Linked DNA regions of Homo sapiens: all the other regions are linked to region 1. The links are chromatin loops, found by intact Hi-C in ENCODE. Cell type or tissue: endothelial cell of umbilical vein. All regions are shown on one strand. Region 1 has its middle 62 kb from the start of TLR5. Region 2 holds the start of FAM177B (family with sequence similarity 177 member B). Region 3 overlaps MIA3 (MIA SH3 domain ER export factor 3).

Region 1 (8,000 bases):
GCCCAACCCTGAGTGTGCAACCCGAGGGCAGCTGGGGATGAGTGTCGTGGCGCCCCTCGTGGCCATCTGTCGGTACCTGTGCCTCGCGCAGGGTCTGTGGCTCAAGTTGTGAATGGTGGGGCTGGGTGTGGCGAGGCCTCCGGCCTGGAGTCTAACTTCTGGGTTCTAGGCAAGGTTAAGGTCCTTCCCCATCACTCCACGCTATGAAGCTCTAATTCTTTCATTTAACTTCTCACTCATTGAACAACTATTACATAAAAGGCATTGCCTGCAGTAGAGGCTCTGAGACACCAAAATGAATCCAGCAGTCCTCCTTGGAGGCTACAGAGGCAGACAGGGAGAGCCACACAGGCACACAGTGAGGCCAGACACGAAGGCCAGGGAGCAGGGGAACAGAAGTGAGGCCGGCAGATCTCTGGGTCCAGGACCCTTGCCCTGGCCATGAGGTGGAGGGTGCAGCAGGCTTCAGCCCCAGAGGGCCACCTCGCGTCCCCAAGAGGCAGGGGTTGGCTAGGGCTCCAGGGGACCCTTTCTCTGGGGCCATATATGAGGGTGGGTTCTACTCGGTCCTGTGAGCACCCTTGGGCTGCCTGCTCTGCCTTGCCAGGCTCTGCCTGCCTTCCTGGTGCCACATGGGGCTGGGTGTGGGGAGCAGGGGAAGGAGAGCCACGTTCCCCTCCTGTCCCAGAGACTCTTAGAGAGATGAGGTAATGTCTGTAGCTGCCCTGGGGAGGGGATGGGACATGCACAGTGAGGCGACCATCCGACTCTCACTCCATGCTGCATAGGGACCCTGCACTCTGGGTTTCAATGCATTCCGTTACCCTCGTTTCCTCCTCCGGAAGCCGCCACAACATGCTAATCCTTCAGCAGAGCTGCAAGGGACAGAGAGGGAATGGAATCAATATTTATGAGGCCTTCAGGCCCGGCATGGTGGCTCACACCTGTAATTCAGGTGTGGCTCACACTTTGGGAGGCTGAGGGTGGATCGCCTGAGGTTGAGAGTTTGAGACCAGGCTGGCCAACACAGCGAAACCTTCTCTCTATTAAAAATACAAAAATTATCTGGGCGTGGTGGCAGGTGCCTGTAATCCCAGCTACTTGGGAGGCTGAGGCAGGAGAATTGCTTGAACCTGGGATGTGGAGGTTGCAGTGAGCCGAGATGGCGCCACTGCACTCCAGCCTGGGCAACAGAGCAAGACTGTCTCAAAAAAAAAAAAAAAATTATGAGGCCCTCAGGAAACCTGGGGGTCCATCCATCAACGCCAATCTGTGACCTCGTTCAGATGTTTCTCCAGCTCTGGCTGCTGGAACGTTTATTCCTCCATCAGGGCTTGGGCCATTCCAGGCTGGGGAGAAGAGGCCAGAGGGAGGAGGGAGGCCCCCAGCCAGGTTCCGGCTTGGGCAGTGCAGCCAGCAGAGGGGCTTAGGAGCAGCAGGCAGTGGAGTCCTGAGCAGAAGCAGGAGGGTTGCAGGGCTGTGCTGGCACCAGCCGTGGTACAACTGGGGCATGGATGATGACTGAAGATGGTCAGGTAGAGGAGAGTTGAAGCTTCTACCCTACATGTGTGCTCACTGTTCAGGAGACTCATCAGCGCTGCTTTACAGTGTGGTCGCTGGCTTTTCCCAAGAGAAAGAGGAAACTGCCAGGACTGCTAAAGGCTGGGCCCAGGACTGCTGCTCCTTCTATGGCTCGACACAGGGGGAAGGGGGACAGCCTCGCTTCTTGCTGGGGCTGATCACAGGGGAAGAGGGGTCCAAGGCCACCATTGGAGACCACGCATTCTACGTGAGGGCCACGGGTCCCCCTGTGTCTGCCTTTCCACGTGGGGAGGGGTACATAGCAGCTGTGAACCTCTCATCTGCTGCCCCAGGCTTTTGGATCCTGTCAATGCACAGACTCTGACAGACTCAAACATCTGCCTTCCAGCCTCGGCCATGTACTCTGGTGACTTCCCCAGAATGAGTGTGGCAGGTCGCCTTGATCCAAGTAGCTGCCAACTCACCCTTGCCCTCTTAAACAGCCCCTTTGTGGACAGTGGTCAGTGACAGAGACATGGGTGACCTGCTGAGTGGGAGGGGAAGGCTCCTCTCTGGAGGTTCAGAGGTGGAATTCAGACCCGCAGGCCAAAGTCTCAGAAGGCAGATTTTACGCCCACGCAGGAGTGAATAATAAACTCTTTAATACTGGAGTGGTCTGATTTCCAAAAGGGGGTGCCCTGTCCCTAGAAGTGTTCACACAGAGGCCGGATCATCCCTGCCGGGAGAATGAGAATGAATTCCTACACTCGTGGAGAGGCTGGACTCTTTAAACTTCCAAGATTCCTCACGCTTTTAATCATCCTTCATTCTAATTATCCAGACCCTATTTGGTGACAATTATCATTTGCAAGTCCCAGCAATCCTCATTTTGGGGGCCAATCCCTAGTTGCTTGTGTAAGTAAGCATTGTTGAGAAAAGGGTCCAACAGCTGGAATCCAGGAAGGCCCTACCTACCTAGGCACCATGTTAATGCCCAGCTAGTCAGTTGGGTCCAAGCGGCTTTGAGTATTTCTATTTTAATATAACTGCATGAAATTCGCGCACCCGGGAAAGAGCTCGTGCGGGGTCACTGAGCACCTTCTTTTCTTGGCCCTGAGGTTGGGCTGGGGGTGGAAAGGACCCTCAGCTCAGAGCCCTCCGTGAGGCCCCCAGCATCTACTGCATCACAGATTGGACTGTCCCCAGCCACAGGACAGGGCTCAGGCCTCCCAGTTCTCCAAGAAGCGCATTCCCTGGGGTTGGCCCACAGGACCGGGCTTCTCCGTTCACCTTTTCTCTTGGATTCGTGCACCACCTTGGCTGTACTGAGAAGCAGTAGTGTGAGCAACCAGGTTTGAAGGCCACAGGCTCTGACCCCAATGCCCACCCTGTGCTGCTCCGGAGGAACTCTCTGGGGTCTCCTGCCCCTCAGGCTCCAATGCCGGCCCCAGCCTCACTCTGCCAGGGCCATGGATCCTGCCCTCACAGCCCTGGGGGGGAAGGACCAGTGCCCAGGCAAAGCTCCATGCCTGGCTCACACAGGCCCACAGGAGAGGGAGGAAAAGTCTCCCTCATGAGTAGCCAGGGTCAGGGTCCAATGAGGGCCCTTAACATGTAAAAGATGTAGCTTGAGCTCAATCAGCTTTAACCTTGTCTTTCCATTACCTCATAAAGTAGCATGGAACTCTTGACAAAAGTAGCAAAGCTCTGAGGAGATGTGCGCTTACTGGCTTTCTAGCATATTCCAAAGTTCTCTCTGCCTCCAGGTGTGTTGCTGCTGCAGGGCTGCAGGTAGGCATGGGCCGGGCTGCAACTTGGGGCTCTTCTGAGGACCTGGGACTCTCCCCGGGAAGGGCGGCCGTGCAGCTGTTTCTAGATCAGCGAGGATTTCACCACAGGACTCCCATTCTGTGATCGTGCTTCCAGGCTGACCTGTGGCACGTGTGTGCAGGGTGTCGTGCATGTGTATTGTGCGTGTGGTGGGTGTCCACTGTGTAGTGTGTGTACACATAGTATGTGTGGTGTGTGTATACTGTGGTTTCTCCCCTGAGGCCGGCGCCTCCGGGTGTGGTGTTGGCGCTGTGTCTAGGGTTTCTAGAAGGGGAGGAATGAGGGAAAGAGGCCCCTCCGGGCACTGGGACAGGCTCAAGGGGAACAGCCCCGAGCTGGGTGTTGGCTGAGTGTGAATTCCAGCAGCCAGGCTCACAGACCCGTGTCACCTCTGACGTCAAGTGGCAGGGACACGCTAAAAGCCTTTGAGTCTATTGATTGAGAAGGCTCCAGAAGGTTTTGGAGCGCTGGAAGAAGGCCAGGCCTGGAATTTACGCGTCGGCCTCTTGGTGTCTCCTCCCGCTGAAGGGAGTAAATCCAGGCAGGTCTGGGGCTGCCGGGCGGGCACCTGGGGCGGAGGAGCCTCGAGGCTGTGGTCCTGCAGCACCACCTGGGGGCGGCGAGAAGAGTAGCCGCAGAGGCTCGGGAGGACGCGCCCTCGGGTCCAGCCGCAGCCAGCACACCGGGAGGTGGTCAGGGGTCATCTCTTCTGCGCCGGCCCCAAAGTAGACTGTCCAGTTCCCTGGGAGATACTGCGAAATCTGCTTCATGTTTCCATTCGTAGACAGGAAAAAAAAAAGCCCGCCCCAAAAGCCTGAGCTTCCATTAGGATTACCTTGCCTGGGGTCCCAGAGTGACCATAAAACACCATTTCCCACCCTCCCTGCCCCATTGGTTTGTCAGAATACTGCTTCCACTAAGAGGTACCATCGTTTAAGATTCTTAGAATATTCTACCTAAAAGGCCTGAATATTCTCATATTCATGTGTGGCCTTAGAATGAATATCCAGCCTGAAAGGAGATGGTGAAGTATGCCTGCCTCATAGGGAAACTGAGGCTCAGCAAGGCTCCGTGGAAGAGGGGAAACCTTACCCTCTGAGTGCTCCATAATGGAGTCTATGGAATAAACTGACAGCAGGCGGATTAGCAGGAGGAAGGGTGACCACATTTATTATGCACATGGATGCATCATGGGAAAGAAAAGTGAATATCTCCAAACCAATGAGAGACCTAGAAGCTTATGCGCCTGACTCACCGCGGAGGCAGGAGAGGGGATGGAGGTGCCATGGGGAGAATGAATGATTTGGGGAAAGATGAATGGGCCCTTGGGAGAATATGGGTAGCCTATGACAAAGTTGGCCTGGGCATGGCATCAACCTTCAGTCCCCTCTGCTGTGATGCGAGTCTCCCCTGGCTCATGAATTTCCTGGGGAGGGGGATTCATGATAATTGAGGTCCCTTTGGAGGGTCCGTCTTTAGGCAGACAAAGGCAGCTCAGAGCAAGCCTCCGCCTGCATCCTGTGCTGCCCAGTGCCTTCGGTTCAAGGTAGCTGGCATACCGTGTTTGGGTGGCACTTCCCGAACTCCTTCAGCCCAGTCCCTTGACTTTAAGCCCAGTGCTCTTTCCACTGCTGTCCACGGTGTGTGGCCCTCCCCCCGTGCAGGTGTGTGACTGGGCACCCGCAGAGGGACACCAGGCCACAGGGAAAACAGAGAGAGGCAGACCCAGATAATGCCAAGATGTGCACAGAGCTGAGTGCTGTAGAAGGAGCTGCAGGCATGGGATGGAGGGTGTGACACCAAGTGGTACCACCCACAGGACACATCTGCTGCGAAGATACTCAGACTGAAGTCTGGGTCCCAGAGAAATGACTCTTTATAGCACCTGGAAAGGCTACCCTGCTGCCTGCAGTCTCTGTGGAACAAAGAAGAAATGAATATTGCAATGCATGTCACACGTAAATTCAGCATCTAGCCCTGTTTGTACTTGACCTGGCCTGGCCACCTTGTTACCTTATGCTCCTCATCACAAACTCCTCCCCAGAGCCAGGCTGCTGGCCTCCCTGAATATCCTGCTTTCGCGCCTTTGCTTTTGCTGCTTCCCCTTCCCGGAGCACCTGCCATGCCCCCCTCACACCTTAGCATGTGAGTCGAAGCTTCCTGTACACAGCCAGGGGCTCCTGGAGGGGTGTGTTAGCTTCCTACAGCAGCTGTAACAAAGTCTTACAGACCGGGAGGCTTACACAGCAGAAACCTGTGGCCTCACAATTCTGGAGGCTGCAAGTCCGAGATCTAGATGTTGGCAGGTTGATTCGTTTTGTGGGCTGTGAGGGAGAATCTGTTGCAGGCCCCTCTGCTTGGCTGGTAGTCGACCATCTTCATGTGTCTTCATGCATCATTCTGTGTGTGTGGCTGTCTCCACGTTTCTCTTTTTTATAAGGACACTATTCATTTTGGATGAGTAATGGCCTCATTTTAACTTGATTACCTTTCTAAAGCCTTATCTTCAAATGAGGTGCTATTCTAAGGAACATGGGACGTCAGCAAATGACTTTTGTAGTAGACACAATTCCACCCACAATACCTGGTTCTGGCCTGGCCAGCCACTGCTGAACCGATGGAATGCTAAAGGGAATGGGATTTCGAAGTGAAAGATGGCTTGGAAGTTTGGAGAACATGAGGAGGAGGTCTCGGGGGTGTTGGGGGTGGATGAGCCCATTGCTGTGGGAGCAGAGAGGTCAGAGCATGTAGTGGAAAGGGGTTTGGGGTAAGCTTTTGCTGTTTCGGTTGTGAGAAAAACTTTCTTCCATCTCCTTGGGAAAGCGTTAGCAAGGAGTACATTACTAATCCTTAGACTGGAGTGAGATATGTGTTGGGTCAGGGGCAACGTGAGGACGTCCGGCACTACGGAAGGGCCAGGGGGAGCCCCAGTGGATCTAAATCTTTCTTACCCTTCCAGGACTAACTCACGTCCTTCTTCCTGGCACGTCTGAGCTTGCGTTATTCTGGCAGAAAACAAACTAAATTACAGTAAATATATCACACACATTATTTCCAGCGCCACTTCATTAGCCGGTGCTGTTTTGTAGGGCTAATTAACTGTGGCGCGTATGTTTGTCTTCTCCAGTTGATGCTGGTGCACGTGTATAGTCTGAGGTTTGTTTTTCCCCAGCCTCACCCCCATGGTGCCTAATACACCACATCGTGCACAGCAGGCGCTTGGAGCACGCCTGTAAACTGAAGGCTGCTTGGGATGCCCATCACGTTCCCTTATGCCAGCCTTAGCACAGCGTCGGGGTCGCCCACACCCAAGGCTCCCCCTGTACCTGTGGAAGGGCTAGAATGGAGACAAAAGGCGTGCCCCATACATTGTACTTCCTCAGTTTTGGAGAGGCTCACCCTAAGGTCCTCTGCAGATATTCCCGTTCTCAACAACGTTGGCCACACCCCTGGAGGCTTTGGAAGTTACTAGAAGGGCCCGAGTTTGACAAGGCCTTCTGCTGCTCTCTCTGACCTTAGGCCCTCAGGAAAGAAGGCGGAGGCATTTGGCACTGTAGTGGATGGAAACCAGGCTGCTCCGAGTGGCTGTTTTCTTTCGACGCCAAAGAAATGGAATTTGCCTGAGAGTCTCAGAGCGTCTCTTCCCACTTAATAAATTCTGTTTGAAATGGATGATAATGGCTTCAGGGACAATGTGTTCGAGATGGATTGTAACGGGAGATTAGGGAACAACAGGTTCACAACCCCCAGACCTGACGCTGCAGGCTTTTAGTCAGGGCCCTTCTGGGAGGACAAGCAGCTGGTCTAGGTGGAGGGAGAATTTGGAAAGAATCCAGGGCTGGAGCAGGGCCACATCATGAACTGAGGATGCAGAGGAGATCTGAGGCCAGAAGATGTTTCAAAGGTAGGGAAGGGCAGTGGGGAGAGTGCTGGGGAGGGGCCTCTTTGAGGCTGTTCCAGGAGATCAGCTCTTGCCAGGAGCTGGACTTTGAACTTGGGTCCCGTGATTATAAAATCCAGTGGGCCAGAAACCAATGATAATGATTATGGCCCCTTGCTACATTGGGATTTGGTGCTGCTGAATGCTCTGGCCTCAGAGGACCCCGTGACTTTGGGGTGCTGTCAAAGAAAAAATTATTCGTGATACTTGTTATAGATGGTAAGGCAGACTCTATTCACTGGGGGAATCACAGTAGCTCTCGGGACCACTGCAGTGGGGTCTTGCAGTGGGGAGAGAGACTGAACTCAACTGAGTCCAACAGGGACAAGTGAGGATTCATAGCCCAGGAGCAGAGTGGGTGTCCGTGGATGGAAAATTACTAAGAGGAGGCATTTTTGCTAGACTGACAACAGAATTCTTGCTGCAGGCAGGCCAGGCTGAGAAGATACCCAGGGTGATTAGATTCCAAGGGTGGGGAATTGTTGCTAAACTGACAATAGGATTCTTGCTCAAACTGGATTCTACAAAGACAGAGCGTGAAGCCCAAAGTCATACCTAGTTGAGCAGAGGACTCAGAGGAGCCTAAAGGTTTGGTCAAACGCAAGAGTCTTTGTCAGTGCCCGTATTCAAACCAGGTCAGGGGGAGCCCTGCTGTTGGCTTGCTGGGAGAGAGAACCAGCCCCCGACACACTCACATCATTGGGAATGT
Region 2 (8,000 bases), 340 kb before region 1:
TCATTTATCTTTTCTGGTGGAGAATAAAAAGTCACTTATAGTTAAAGATCAGAAAATTATCACACCAAATCCATTACATATGTTAGAATCAATAATTTACTCAAAAATCAGCTTTTATAGGTATGTTGGCACCTTATCCAAGAACTTATCCCTGTTCCAGTACCCCTGTGCTTCATTCAGTATCAGTAACCCTGCAATGATTTTTACAAATATCTTTTTCTAGTGGGTTTTTTACTTAGAGGAAAGAACTTTGTAATAGCTCTTAATGTTTATATATAAGAGAAGACAGAATGGAAAATGTTTTTTGAAGTCAAATATTGCATGATGTAAAGAAAAAACTTTAAACTTAAATGAGTAGGTTGTCCTGAATTACACTGGTAACTCTCTACTTCTTTATTAAAGAAGTTATAGTAAGATGCCTTTGTTACCTGATTTCAGTGTACATTGTTTTTATGTGGTTTTCTGATAATGTCCTGTCAGAATTGTATTGGTTTAGGCCAAAGGCCATAGCAAAAACATAGAGAACAAATATGATCTTAAAAATAGATTGTAACATTTTAAACAATTAGTTTAGTAATTTGGGAAATAGTGGATGCATAATACTTTAACAGAAGTCACACATCTGTAGGTTTATCTTTTGATTATTCTCCTGAGGCATTAGATAGTTTTTCTATTATAAGTGACAGATTGACTCACTTAATATAAATAAGTAGCATACACTAAAAGCTTACTATGTGCCAGATACTGTGCTGGACACTTACATAGATAAGCCATTGAATCCACACAGCAGCCCTGTAAGAAATAAGTAAAATCTGCATAAAGTGTTGAAATAGGAATATACATTTCATTATGAAAAATGAATAGATTATGCCTATCTGAATCAATATTGCATTCAAATAAGTGATTACTTAAATCATATATCATAGTTTACACTCCTTAAAAAAAGGTACATAAATTCAGTGAGGTTTTTTTCTTAACATACAGAAGTACTAAATACTGCTTGCAGTATAATATTGATATTGGAAGCTGCAGTTTCCAGAATAAGTGGAGTAATAACTAAACAGACATTTAATTTTATTTCAATATCTATGGAAAAAACACTTATTAAATCTCCCTGTATTTTATGTTGTCTTTATTACAGAATCACTTGTCTGTTTGTTGTGTGCCACTTACTGACAAAACTTTAAACAGTACTTGATGCCAGCTCTCTACTCTGTGGCTGTGGGACCTGTTTCTTTTAGGTACTTGTGCTTATTAATCTACTTACTAAATTTTCACATTGACATTTTTGGGGATGATACTACCATATACGAAATGGAAAATGTAATATGCTCAGTGCTTCTGTAAAATGCAGCAATACTGGTATTACTTTACATCAGTAGGCATCTTTGACATGAGCATATAAATATTTTGTTGACTCAGCAAAGGTGACACTTTGTGACTAAAGTATCCCATTATATATAATGTTTTTTGAAATGTTGGAAATTTTGGGGAATTATCAAATGTATAGAAGTTGCATGAAGGTTATAGAGAGGTGTAACTGTTTGTTAACTATTACATGGATTTCATACTAGGCAGTGACAACTAACATGTTACTTCAACTAAAAGTGTATAATGGGTTGTCTTTTTATTTATGAAAATAAAAGTAATTTTACTTACAATTTCATTGAGATCTTTTGTTTTTCGACAAATATTTTTATACTTACTAAGCCAGTAGCAGTTAAAACAGTGCAAAATTATTCTTCACAGTAATGTTTTAAAATGACAGATAACCAGGCATGGTGGCTTACGCCTATAATCCTAGCATTTTAGGAGGCTTGGGCAGGAAGATTGCTTGAGCCCAGGAGTTGAGACCAGCCTGGACAACGTGGTGAAACCCTGTCTCTGTAAAAAATAAAAAATTAGCTGGGTATGGTGGCACGTGCAGTGAACCACAGTCATGCCACTGCACTCCAGCCTGGGCGACACAGTGAGGCCCTGTCTCAAAAAAAATAAAATGACAAACATTTGCATCAATTGTTTTATGCTTCATGGGTTCATTAAATATTCAACGCTCCTTGTTCAGTTTCTACTTATGTTTATTGGCACCTATCACTTCTTAATCTCAAAGGATTTTGATTGGCCTGTTTATGTCTCGTGCTTAGTAATAGCCAACATGATACAGTATTTGTACTATGGTACGCTAAGCTAAAGAGTGTATCATTATCGCTGTACAATAATCTGTAGAAAACTCTATTCCTTGCAAACTTGAGGCAGCACTTTTAGCGTTGTATAAATGCATGCAGAAATAATACCATATTCAGAATTCTTTCAGAATTAGAGTACTCATGCTTTAGAAAATACTGGGTTTCTTATCTCTTAATGTGTGTAAAATAAACTTGGAATGTCACTTTGGGTTACCATAAGTTTGTATCTAAAGATTTTATTTGACATTTGAATAATTTGCTTAAAATTTAAATATTTAAGAATGTTATAGTAATAAAGGGATCAAAATAGTTAATCTGGAAGGGGAGTTGACAAATTATAAAACAGAAAACTATATTTGATTGTGCATATCCAAAAAGCCAGAGCTATCACTTCAGCAATTTAATGTATCTAATGCCTGTGATTTGCTTGAGGTCGGTAGAAGCTTATATAGTCACTTTCAGAGCACTCCCCTGAGAAAATGTCAAGACTTGAATTTGCTTCTCTAATGCAGAGCTTCTCAAGTAGTTTGTCTCAAGCTATTGATCGAAGCCTTCTGGGTGTCTAGCTGGGCAGCACTTAAGGTGGCTGGAGCTCCCAGGCTGGTCGCCTCCAGAATTCCAAACAACTAATTTTCTCTATCTGCCATGATGTAAAAAATGCTGTGAAACACCACAGTGGGACAGGCATGGACAGGCATGCAGGCAGTGGGGTGCATGTATGTGGTTTAATACTGAAAATAAGGATACAAAAATCCTGCCAGGTGATGCTCCTGTAATTCTCAAGGAGCGGCAGTGATTTGTTATTTCACATTTTTCCTCACTCTATCCTTGCCCCTGACACACACACTGCAAGTCACTGATTGGAGCAGGCCAGTTCCTTCAGGTGAAGGGGCCTAGAGAAATGTCGGTGAATACCCAGTGAATACCACGCTGTGAAACTCTGCATCTGAGGCACGCAGTGGGGCTTTGGTTCTCTCCTCTCACCAGGGGTTTGACCTTTCAACCACCTCAGAAAAAAGGAAAGGTGGAAGCAGGAAGGGGGACCAGCAGCTCCAGGCAAGCAATGCTAATTAGCTCCAGCGTAATGACCCAACATCAGTTCTTAGCTGAATTTTAACAGTCCATTTGAAAACATTTTCTAGATAAATGAAAATGGAAAGAGCTCTAGAAAATGTTTAAGTGTTACATACTTAAAATAGTATATTTACTTATTGAAGTTAAATGCCAAGATGTAGAACTAGTGTGTTATTTTCTTGGTACAGATTACAATGCTGTGTTTCAGTGAAGGAGCTAATTGAAATGATTAGTAGATAGATGTAATCAGAAAAATATTAAATGAAGATAGTAATTTCTAAAGCAGGAAATAAAGACAGTTACAAGTCTGTTCTTATTTTTCCAATCTGTTATATAACTCCTCCCACCCATTAACCTTAACTAAATGTATGATTCATTTGTTAAACAAATACTGAGTTCCAGCTACGTGTAAGGCATCATAGGGGCAGAAGATACAGCAGTGAACATAACAGGTAAAACCCTCCCCCTCTGCCAAGGGGCAGGACAGGGAGGAAAGGGAAGACAGAGACAGGTGGAATATGGAGTGTTCAGTGTTGGTAAGTGCTAAGGAGAAAAAATGAAACAGGAGGTAAGATGCAGAGGGTGGTGGTGAAGGCAATGGGAGGTTGCCTTGAAAGCGGAGCTCAGTGTAGTCTCCATTTGAGTTAAAGACTGGAAATGAGCAAGGAAACAGTCTAAGGAAAGAAAGACTAATAGAGCAGCCAGCAGAGAGCTCTCTGCAGAGAGAGAGGGCGGACCTGTGTGGTCAGGGAATTGCAGGAAGAAGGCCCGTGGGGTTAGAGTGATGTCAGTGGTGGGAGAGTAGTACAAGATGGCGTCAGAAAGCTCGTAGGGGTTAGGTATACAGCCTTGTAGGCCATTATGAGGAGTTTGGCTTTTACTCTAGGTGAGACGGGAACCCACTGGAGAGTTTTAAGCAAAGACATGACATGGTCTCACTTAGGATTTAACAATTCTGGCTCCTTTTCGAGCGTAGACTGGAGGGGGCCAATTAGGAGGCTGCTGCAATAATCTAGGTGAGAGACGACGGCAAGGGTGAGAGATGATAGACCAGGGTGGTAGCAGTGGAGTAATGAAAAGTATGATTCCAGAAATATCCAAGACAATTTCCTGGCAGATTTGATGTGAGGTGTGATTAAAGAAGAACCAAGAATGACTTTAGTGTTGTTGGCCTGAGCAACTGGAAGAACAGAGTTGCCATTTATTGAGATGAGAAGGCTGCCAGAAGAGTAGAGGTAAATGTGTGAGTATGTGTGTGTTGGGGGGATGGAGGGAGAGTTGCACTGAAAGCATGAGCAAAGATTTAGACAAATTAGGATTGAGATGTCCATTAGACAACTAAGAAGAGATGTCAAGCAGGTAGTTGGATCTGTGAGACTCAGGGAAAAAGTCTGACCTGGAGAATATAAATGTTACAATCATCTGTGTGTGGATAGTATTGAAAGCCACAGGGCCAAAGGAGATCATCAAGAAAGCAGATAGGAAAGAGAAGAGGTCCAATCACTGAGCCCTGGGGTAATACAATATTTAAAAGGTCAGAGAGATTATATGGCCTGTTAATTACATTATATACTTAGGAACTATCCTTCATAGTCTGTATTTGGGGTTTTTAAGAAACAAAAGGTAGAGGTGCTCCCAAGAATTAAACTGAGCCGGGCGCAGTGGCTCATGCCTGTAATCCCAGCACTTTGGGAGGCTGAGGCAGGAGGATCGCTTGAGTCCAGAAGTTCAAGACCAGCCTGGGCAATATAGGGAGACTCCGTCTCTACAAAAACTGCAAAAAAAAAAAAAAAAAGGCTGGGCGTGTGGCACGTGCCTGTGGGAGGTCGAGGTTGCACCACTGCACCACTCCAGCCTGGGCAAAAGCAAGACCGTGTCTCAAAAAAAAGAAAAAAAAAATTAAACCAAAGCCAAAAGAAGATCACTTACAAAATACCGACATCTAGGTGTGAAGCTGGCAATGTTCCCAAGGTTTTTGTAAATAAGTTGATTCCAAACTGTTCACTATTGAGACCCCTCTGTGTGACATGTACCGATTACAAAGATGAATTTTGCATAGCATATTCTAAAATGCCCATTAGGTGGCAGAAAAACATTCAGTAAACCAACTGTGAGCTAGCTAGTGCTCACTCTTGTGCTCATTCACGGTCTCTCTCTCCACTCCCCTCCAACCTCCCAAAGAGCCCTCTGAACTTAAAGATGTATATGGCTATTAATGCACAACACCATAATCATAAAGAACGAAGACTGGTATTTTCTTCAGAGAGCCAACAGATATCATCAGTCTGTAAGATAATAGAGGCAAGCCAGGTGTACAGGGGATGAGGGTGTGCGTATGTTTCATTTGGTTTGGAAATGTATGAATTTGGACAGTCTTAAGAGGAGTAAATTGACTATAATGAGACTATTAGGCCTTATTTTTAAACTTTTGATATTTAAGCTTTTTAGCTTGGGGCAGTGTGAAGAAGTGTTTAGAAAGTAGAAAGCAAGAAAGCCTCTTGGAAAAAAAATAGACAAGATGTCTTACAACTAGCCTGATGTTTAAGCTTTCTGCAATACACCAAATCCCTAAATCACAAGTCTCTGTTTCAGTTTCAAAGTTTCTTCTTTTCTCACTCTCTTTAGGGCACTGGTCCCCAAACTTGCCTGAACATTGGGATGACCTGGGCAGCTTCAAAATATACTAGTGCCTGAGTTCTACCCACAGAGATTGTGATTTAAGTGGTCTTAGGTGTGGCCTGTCTTTGAAATTATTTAAAAGACCCCCAGATGATTCTCATAACAAAATAATTTTGAGAGCCACTGGGCTTAGCTAATATTGGATGTATAAATATAGACCTTCCCACAACTCAAACATGTTCCACCCTGTAAGACACGCAAGAGAACACTTCCACGTCAGCATATCCAAGTGCACTGTATGGCCTCAGCCTACAGAACCCTTAACTCTTAAATTTATCATCTATTGAACAATTTCTAACATCAAAATTTGTACTACTTTCAACACCAAACATCACTAATTAATGAAAGAAAAATACAGAGGAATTATGTAAGTTTCTTTTTGAAAATGTTTTATTTTGCTTGTTGTTGCAGAATGTGTTTTGTTTCCTATGGCACTGATAGTATTTATTTGTGCAATAGTATTATGCTTAACATATTGTTGGTCTTACATACCAAATTAAAATGGGTATTTTTTGCTGCTATTTAGCATCAGAAACTAAATGATAATACCTCTTCCTACTTCTTACTGAGGCTTTTCTGTGATACACCATTACTAAGTCAGGGGAAACCATGTGTACCATTCAGAGGTCCCCAAACAGGGCAGATACCACATCACCTTGCTGTGGATGACAAATGTAACCTTTGGCAGATCTTTTGCAACTCTGACCTTTGACAAAGGCATTAAACTCAGCACTGTAGCAATAAGATTTGGTGATTTATTTTTATATATATAAGCATATGCATATATGAATATATATGTGTGTATATTCAATCATGTTTGCATTGCCCATAAAATATTTTTAAAATTCGATCTTCTAGTCTTCATTTTAATGGATGACTGACAGTCCATTTGCATTTATTATGATTATTGACTTAACTTGGAATTAATGCTAATATTTTGTTTAGTGTTTCTTTTGATCATGATTTTTCCTTACTGTTTCCTCTCTCTTGCCTTCTTTCACAGTGTTTCTGTTCTTTTTTATTTTCTTCTGCTGGTTTTGAAGCTATACATTCTAATTCCATTATTTGTCTAGTTACCTTTCAATTGTTAATATGCATACTTCACAACGTATCTTATCCAGCCTATCCCAAAACAATACTTAGAATTCTGTCAGCTCATATTTTTTGTTATTATCTAATACTTAATACTGTTTTGTCTTTATACTGTCCCCACCAAAATAGTGTTTTTGGTTTTTGTTTTGTTTTGTTTCTTGAGACAGAGTCTCGCTCTGTCACCCAGGCTGGAGTGCAGTGGCACGATCTCAGCTCACTGCAAGCTCGGCCTCCCGGGTTCATGCCATTCTCCCGCCTCAGCCTCCCGAGTAGCTGGGACTACAGGCGCCCACCACTATGCCCAGCTAATTTTTTGTATATTTAGTAGGGACGGGGTTTCACCGTGTTAGCCAGGATGGTCTTGATCTCCTGACCTCGCGATCTGCCCGTCTCAGTCTCCCAAAGTGCAGGGATTACAGGTGTGAGCCACCGCGCCCGGGTTTGTTATCCTGTTTACTAATGTTTTTACTTATATTTATTGCATCTTACTTTTTGTTTTCTTTTTTTTTTTTTTTTTTTTTGAGACAGTCTTAATCTGTCACCCAGGCTGGAGGGCAGTGGTGCAATCTCAACTCACTGCAACCTCCACCTCCTGGGTTCAAGCGATCCTCCCACCTCAGACTCCTGAGTAGCTGCGACTACAGGCACATGCCACCAAGTCCGGCTAATTTTTTTGTATTTTTTTTAGTATAGACGGGTTTTCGCCATGTTGGCCAGGATGATATTGAACTCCTGGCCTCAAGTGATCCACCAGCCTTGCCCTCCCAAAGTGCTGGGATTATAGGCATGAGCCACCATGCCTGGGACATCTTACTTTTTCTTACCTCTGGGTTTAGTTTTCTTCTTCTTGACATAGAATTTCCTATTATTAATCTTTCAATAAAGATGCAGGAATGGTTAATGCTCAGTTTTTGTAGGTCTGAATATATCATTACATTACTCCCACTTATTGTTTAGCTGGATATTGAA
Region 3 (8,000 bases), 440 kb before region 1:
GGAAGTATCATACACTGCTGATGGGGATGTGAAGTGGTACAGCTATCTTGAAAAACAGCTTGTCAGTTTCTTAAGAAGGTAAACCTACACTGGTCATATGATCCAGCCATTCTTCTCCTAAACATTTACCTGAGACACATTTACCCAAGTGAAAATAAATTATACATGCATAGAAAGACTTGTAGGTCAATGTTTTTGACAGTTTATTTTTTCTGCCCAGCTGGCACATTTACTGGCATTAAATATAAGACCCTTCCCTTCCCTGGCACCAGGAAGCCATGCCCAAGGGGTATCCCTCTGCCCCATTTCTGCAACAGATTCTTCAGGTCTTAGCAGTAGCCTGAGCTGCCCCCAGGGCTCTGGGCTGCTGAATCGTCTGGCTCATCATTTCCATGACAGCATGGTGTGCTCCTGGAGAGCTGGTGGATTTTCTCTATCTGCTTGGTTAGGAAGTCTGTCTTCCTCTTCAAGAAGTCCTTGGCATCCTCGGCTATCTTATCTACATAGTACCCAGTTCCTACATCAATGAGCACATGTTCCACATCATGCAGCTTCTCAGGGACATATATTAAACTCGTCAGTGGGAGGAGTAATTCTCTTCCCTCATTGTTCTCGCTCAGCATGTTCAGACAGTCCTTGGCTTCTACATACTTGGTCTGTACCACTTTGAGCTGGGCAATGGAGGTGGACAAGAACTCCATTTCCTGGTCCAGCTGGTTCTTGAGCATTTCTAGCTGCGGCAGATTCATCTCTGTGATAGTCTTGGAAGTTTTATTTATAAAAGCCTAAAACTGGAAAAAATCAAATATCTATCTATAGATGACAGATAAACAGATTATGGCATACCCATACAATGAAATGCTACTCAGCAATTAAAAAAAGAACCATTATAGATATGTGCAGCAATGTGGGTGAATTTCAAATTATGCTGAATGAGAGAAGCCAGAGAAAATATAATCGTGCATTATTACATACATATAAAACTTTAGGAAATGCAAACTAATGTATTATGACAGACATTCTGCTTCAGGGGCAGGGAGGGATGAAAAGGGGCAGATTACCAAGGGAATAAGGAGACTTTGGGAGGTTCACTATGTTGGTTGTGATGATGGTTTCACAGGCGTATTCATATGCAAAACTGATCAAACTGTGCACTTTAAATACATATAACTTATTGAATGTCATATTTCCCTCAAAGCTGTAAAGAAAAAAAATCCTAACTTTCTTAGATAAAAGTAGTAGTCTCTACTTTTCTCTACCTTTTAAAAAAAATGTATTCTGACAGCATACCCTAGCAGTATATAAAATTATTTTCTTTTATAGCTTCACAGTATACTTTGTTGTATTTAATATGTCTTTCATTCATGGCCATTTTGGTTGTTTCTAGTCTTTTGTTATAAGTAATGCTGGAATAATATAGTTTTGTGCATATATTTTTTCAGCATTTGTTGTTATATCCCCAGTATCTTTGAGATAGATCTTTAGAAGTAGGATTGTTGAGTCAGTAGGTAAATACACAAGTTATTTCAGGAGACGTTGCCAAATCATAGGGGTTGTATGATTTTATATAAAGATCAGCATAGCATGAGAGTGCCTGCTTCCTCCACATTCTCTCACCTACAGAGTGTGTTGTCAAATGTTTGGATCTTGCCAAGATAAGTGAGAAATCATATTTCATTGTAGGTTCATTTTGTATTTCTTGTATCATGAGTGAGGCAGAGCATGTTTCCATATGTTTTTAAATTATTTGCATTTCTTTTCCTGGGATCTGTTCATTACCTCAGCCCATTTTTCTATAGGTTTGCTAGCGGCTATCTTCTTATTTGTAAAGCACTTTATATTTTAGGAATATTAATCCTTCATAATATGTTACAAATATTTTTTCTTAGGTTACCATTGCCAAAGTTTGATTATTTTGCAATTTTTTTGGATGGGGTTGGGCAAGTTTTTTTGGTTTTCCAGTAATCAAATTTACGAATATTTTCCTTTGTTGCTTTTGGATTTTGATACATAATTAGGAAGGTCTTGCCCACTCACATAATACATAGAGACAGTCACTCAATTTTTTCAACTTGTTTGTTTTCATTTTTTACATTCAGGTTTCTGATTAACTTGGAATTTATGAACAATGAGAAAAAGATCCAGTTTTATCATTTTCCATATTGTTATCTAGATATGTAATACCACTTATTAAAAAGTCTGTTAACCAGCTGCCTTGCTGTATCGCAAATTTCCAGTGCAGTTGGGTCTATTTCTGGATTTTTTATTCTGCCCCGTGGTCGGTCTGCATCCTTGGGCCAGTACCATACTGTTATTACAGATCCTGCCCTCCTCTTGTACCACACCCTTCACTGCTCTTCTTTCTCAGGGTTTTCCTGCTTGTTCTTGCTTGATTGTTCCTCTGAGTTGACTTTATATTCAACTCGAAGAGAGACCTTTAAAGGTCTAAAAATGGTATTTTTTATCTACAGATACCATTTTTTCCCCACAGATTAAATGTCCCCGGTTTCTTCAACTTTTGGAACGTGATTTCCATACTATTCATTATCCTTGTCCTTTTCCACAAGTCATATAACCTTAAGATGTGGCCGGACACTTGTAGTCCCAGCTTCTTAGATGGCTTGAGCCCCGGAGTTCGAGTCCAGCCTGGGCAACATAGGGAGACTCCCTCCCCTTCCCCGCAGCCACCATCTAAAAAAAAAAGTGGGACCCATAACTCAACCCATGTGCATGGGGGTGACACGATGACATGACTCCTGGGTAAGACTTTTTAATAGAGTGTCGGCAAGAATGTGAGACAGCGAGCGCAATGGAGGTCTGGAGGCGGAACAGTAAGCAGAGGACTGAGTGGGCAAGGAAGAAAGGCCGCGCACTGCAGTGGCGCCCCATCTGAGCGGTGGTCCTTCCACGCTGTGACAGGAAGGGCCAGCTCCGGGCCGGCACGAGAGACCTGCTTTTCTCCTTTTCCCCAGCTGCCGCCCACAATCCTCCTCCAGGTAAATCCCTGGCCTCATTACTCTGGGGCTCTTTAAGTCGCCGGTTCCTGGCGAAAGCGCCAGTCACTTCCGCCTCTTTTTACTGGGATTCTTCCGCTCTAGCCCTATTCGCTCTTCTCTCCCGTCCCCTCGATAGTTGGTTCCGTCCGCTCTGGCCCCGCCCTCGCCGGCCGGCTCCTTTGGTGCCTTGAGGTGCGCCAGGGGCAGTGGCTGATGACGTGTTTTATAGGCGGCATAAAGCGAAAGTGCAGGCAGCTGTGGAAGGCGAAGTTCAATCCCAGAGTCCGCCCCCTGAATTGGGGCCTTTCCGGAGGAGGAAGCTCTGAAAAACAGGGGGCCCAGTGCCATTCCGCAGGGAATTGTCGCTTGCGTTCAGCTGTTCTACACAATGGACTCAGTACCTGCCACTGTGCCTTCTATCGCCGCTACCCCGGGGGACCCGGAACTTGTGGGACCCTTGTCTGTGCTCTACGCAGCCTTCATAGCCAAGCTGCTGGAGGTGACAGTCCCGATTCCCGGGGAGGGACCCAAGCTGTCACAGGCGGGTGGATGAGTTCTAAGCAGAGTGGGTGCACTGATTGTCTGTGCAAAGGAGAAATGGAGTGTGTCAGATCCGAGGAAAGCAAGACGTTTCTATGCTGTTTAGGGAGGCAGGTGGGAGTGTGTTTGAGAAGGTTTCGTCACTCTTTTTTTTTTTTTTATTGAGTACTTACGAAGTGACAGCACTTTATGTTCTGGTGTGAAGTCATGATCAAAACACAGAGAACCTACAGGTCTTTTCTGCATAACCCCCGGCTCTGTTGTGGGATGGGACCAGTGTGATAGTGTACTTGTAAAGGGCTGTGGAAACAGCATAGAGCAGACAGGTGTTTAATGCACTGTTTTCAAGGAAACATTTAGAATTAAGGCACTAAATTCAAAGCGGTTTATCTAGATCAGTTATCAGGAGCTATCCGAACTTAGTCAGCATTTGTTCTTTGTTTATGTAAGTCGATTTAAGATTTTAAATCTTAGAGGAATAAAACGTTATTTGTGATATTCATTATCATCATATTGGTTTTATTTGCAGCCATAAAAAGTTAGTTACTTGTATATAAAAGGTTTTTTGTCTTATGTGGTTTTTTAAGCAATAAAAACCAATTTATTCAAGACAAAAGTATGATGCAGAGAGATTCCAGCCATGTTTTAGATAACATATTGTATCAGGGCCTATTGAAACTAGAAATATATGCCCAACCTAAAGACATTTAGAGTCATAGTACTTCAAAACACCACAGGCCAAACAATAAGTATGAGACTCCCAGTATCCTGTTTTTCTTAAAGCAGTGAGAGCTACTGAAGATTTTTGAGGGGATAGGTATCTGATAGAGTTGGTTTAGAATTTCTGTGAATGAGTCTTTGTGACTGCTTTATGGTAAGCTTCTTTAAGGTTTCTCATTATTTCTAACATTATTTCTAACATTCAGCTAGTTGCTACATTGCCTGATGATGTTCAGCCTGGGCCTGATTTTTATGGACTGCCATGGAAACCTGTATTTATCACTGCCTTCTTGGGAATTGCTTCGTTTGCCATTTTCTTATGGAGAACTGTCCTTGTTGTGAGTAAATTAATGCATACTTTAACTCATAAATTCAAGTATGGTTTTATAATCACAGTCCTTTTGTTTCTTTTTCAGTTTCTAATATGAACAGAAATTAATGCTTTTAATTCAAGCTAACCTTGTAAAATAATTTAGTATAATTTTTGTGTTGGTAAATTCTTAAGTGAATAAGACAACATGTATAATCTCAGTGGGAAAACTTCAGTTTATATGTCTCATATCAAAGTCTAAATTTTAAGAATTAGGTGGGTCTGTATTTCAACTCACAAAGGATGAAAAGAAAGAATTAGATAGGTCATATGTACACTGTTAGTAGAACTAGGAATTCTTAGAGCCATCCTGAAAAATAGTTTCATGATGTGTATGATAAGCCTTAAAAATGGTTATATCCTTTTATATTGTATTAATGTCATGTCTAGTAATCGATCCTAAAGAAATAACCAGTCAGCCGGCACAGTGGCTCACACCTGTAATCCCAGCACTTTGAGAGTCCGAGGCAGGCGGATCACTTGAGGCCAGGAGTTCGAGACCAGCTTAGCCAACATGATGAAACCCCATCTCTTCTAAAAATACGAAAATTAGCCAGGTGTTGTGGCACATGCCTGTAATCCCAGCTACTCGGGATGCTGAGGCAGAGAATCGCTTGAACCTGGGAGGCGGAGGCTGCAGTGAGCTGAGATGTGCCACTGCACTCCAGCCTGGGTGACAGAGTGAGACTCCATCTCAAAAAAAAAAAAAAAGAAAGAAAGAAATAACCAATCATGCATTAAATATCTTACATGGCCGGGCGTGGTGGCTCACACCTGTAATACCAGCACTTTGGGAGGCGGAGGCGGGTGGATCACATAAGGCCAGGAGTTTGAGACCAGCCTGACCAACAAGACAAAACCCCATCTCTACTAAAAATACAAAACTTAGCCGGGGGTGGTGGCAGGAGCCTGTAATCCCAGCTACTTGGGAGGCTGAGGCAGGAGAATCGCTTGAACTGGGGAAGCAGATCATGCCACTGCACTCCAGCCTAGGCGACAAAGTGAGACTCTGTCTCAAAAAAAAGTTTTAAATATCTTACATGAGAGCATTCAGTAGAACAGTATTTATTAGAGTGAAAACTTTGACACAACCTACTGTGATTCACAGTGGGAAAATTGTTAAATTATTGTATGTTCATATAATGGGATATTAGGCTGCTTTATATAATTCAAAGACATAGGAGCACAACAAATACTCACAATTTAACATGAAGTAGAAAAAAAGTAGAAACCAAGACTTTAAGGTATAGATAAACTGTATATTACATAAACATACACACAGAAAATAAATGCTGCAAGGAAATACAATAAAATGATAAAAATTCTTATATCTAGGAGATGAGGTAAGTTTTCAGTTTTTAAAAAATGTGTATTTTCCAGATTTTCTGATTTCATCATGTACTATTTTACTCAGAAAATATCTTTTTATTTCGAAATGCAAATTATATCATGTGTAAAGACACACCGTTAATTTTTTTATCTTCTGTGCAGAATTTGCCTTTCAGACTTAAACATGTTTGTATAAGTGTGTATACTCATACTTGTACATCCTTATGATTATACTATATAGCATTCAGCTGCATAGTTATTTAACATAATTGGGAGAAGATTATTTGTGTAAATGAGCTTTGCAGATGAAAAGCTTTGTATTGAAACTTCACAGTTAAAATGGCCAAAATTATTGGATGCAAATCTTTCTAAAACTGAGTACTCTTTTTCTGATTTCATAATTATATCACATATATCATCATTAATAAATTTTCTCTCACAATTGATTGTAAAATTACTTAAAAAGAAGGGTCTTTTTTCCTGTGAGGCCTTCTCTAACCTCCTGGTGCTTTTCTTCAGATAAAAAGGGAGAATCAAAGGGTAAATGGAAGGGGAAAAGTTGAAAACATTTTACATTTCCCACTCTTGTTTCTCCTATTTGTTAATAAAAAAATTCTAACGCCTTTTTCGTTTTTCAGAAAGTTATATAGGCTCTGTGTCCTAACTGCTGTTCCTCAGCCTCAGCACTTGACTTTTGGAACCTTGGTCTCTGCTTGCCTGTTAGTTTGGGTGAAATGGAGCAGAGGAATTAGCAAGGCCATGACATTAGAGAGATAGTAATTTCTTTCCATGTTGGAATTTTCTGAATGCATATTCCTATAACAATGGTATTATAAGTGAGATTTAGATACTGGAATTATTATGTATACAGTATATTAATTATTGTATACAGTAATACAGTATATTATGTAAACAGTATATTTACTGAGCTTATGGATGATTTGTGGACTGGTGTTAGTATCTCATCAACATAACATTTGAAAGGGAAAATATGTTCTGGGTTGCAAAGAAATTTAGTAATATTCTTTTTACAATATTAGTTACTGCTTAGATTTTCTTGTCCTATAATTTAGTGCTGTCTTTGGGGGATGATTTGGGTGCCCTTTCAGGAAGATGATAGTTGTCATTTCTCTTGTTGCTTATGCATTTTCCTCTAGTAGTCTTCTCTTCCCTGTCAGGTTTATGAGCACTGTTTTTAGTGGTCTAGGAAAATCACATAATCTAGCTTAGTATTTATAGCATTATTTTTAAATTCAGCCAGTAGTCAACTTTGAGTAGGATTTCTGAGATGTTTTCTGGAGAGCAAAAGAGGTGTGTATCTTAGTACGAAGATCATACCTTTAATTATGTTTCCTCAGAGTCTTTTTGAGTAGTCGTTGTTTTTAGATTTCTTTCTGGCTATTTGGAGTTGTCAAATAAGTGACTTTGAGTAAATAAAACGTTAATATATTTATTACAAAAATATTAGCCATTTCTGTTATTCAAGTTAAGTGCTCATTTCGTAAGACTGGTGCTCATTTAGATATATAAACATATCTTTAGCTGTGCAAAGTAAGATATTTACCTCAGTGCTTTATCTGTCAGACCACAACATATCACTACTGGTTAAATTTGAAATGCTTTTTAACCTTTTTAAGTTTTTTCATCTTGAGGATTCATTATGCTAAACCAAAGTTTTATTAAATTCTCATTTGGTTACAATTCTGACAGTTGTATTAGAAACTATATACATCTATTAATAAAATGTTTGACATCAAATTTAATTTTATTTCTCTTTTCTAGGTGAAGGATAGAGTATATCAAGGTAAATCTTTAGGCTTTTTTGTTATTTGTACTAGTCCCTCTGTATTGGTGTTTGATATGGATTTTATATATAAGTAGTTTTAGTAACTTCTGATGTCTGACTGACTTATAGCTTCTGAAAACTTTACTGTTCCTAGGTTGCCAGGTTGTATGATAGAGTAAATGGTGATGCTACCAACTGAGATGGGAGATGAGGAGGAACGAATTGTGGGAGTAGGGAGAAGATCATTAATTTGGGGCAG

Evidence for each region. Hi-C counts contacts between places; a loop is a spot of excess contacts. Peaks named below come from ENCODE experiments on the same cell type or tissue, not always from the same donor. Only the 100,000 strongest peaks of a DNase experiment are listed, where the experiment ranks them.
Region 2: a loop joins it to region 1, with 22 times the contacts of the local background. A loop is called at or near these places in 77 of 110 quality-filtered maps.
Region 3: it touches region 1 in a loop (8-fold over the local background); 12 of 110 quality-filtered maps call a loop at or near these places.

What each region holds. Positions count from the first base shown.
Region 1 is chr1:223,077,632-223,085,631 of GRCh38, forward strand. No RefSeq gene overlaps it. Among named protein-coding and RNA genes, the nearest start is that of TLR5, 62 kb to the right of the region's middle. RefSeq lists an enhancer at 982-1,495. In endothelial cell of umbilical vein, a CTCF peak has its summit at 3,943; a DNase peak (open chromatin) is centred at 3,760; H3K4me3 peaks cover 170 bases; H3K27me3 peaks cover 140 bases.
Region 2 is chr1:222,733,527-222,741,526 of GRCh38, forward strand. It overlaps BROX (BRO1 domain and CAAX motif containing), which reads left to right. Exons shown (of 13, transcript NM_144695.4): 13 at 1-1,661. It overlaps FAM177B (family with sequence similarity 177 member B), which reads left to right and starts at 3,676. Exons shown (of 6, transcript NM_001394345.1): 1 at 3,676-3,796; 2 at 4,378-4,495. RefSeq lists an enhancer at 2,918-3,459 and a silencer at 5,389-5,438. In endothelial cell of umbilical vein, no CTCF peak of the experiment used is centred here; no DNase peak of the experiment used is centred here.
Region 3 is chr1:222,641,092-222,649,091 of GRCh38, forward strand. It overlaps MIA3 (MIA SH3 domain ER export factor 3), which reads left to right. Exons shown (of 28, transcript NM_198551.4): 7 at 4,463-4,594; 8 at 7,738-7,759. It also overlaps the pseudogene LOC107985098. Among named protein-coding and RNA genes, the nearest start is that of MIA3, 27 kb to the left of the region's middle. RefSeq lists enhancers at 2,212-3,089, 2,696-2,815, 2,886-3,495, 3,090-3,965, 3,566-3,645. In endothelial cell of umbilical vein, no CTCF peak of the experiment used is centred here; a DNase peak (open chromatin) is centred at 3,150; H3K4me3 peaks cover 1,479 bases; H3K27ac peaks cover 1,678 bases.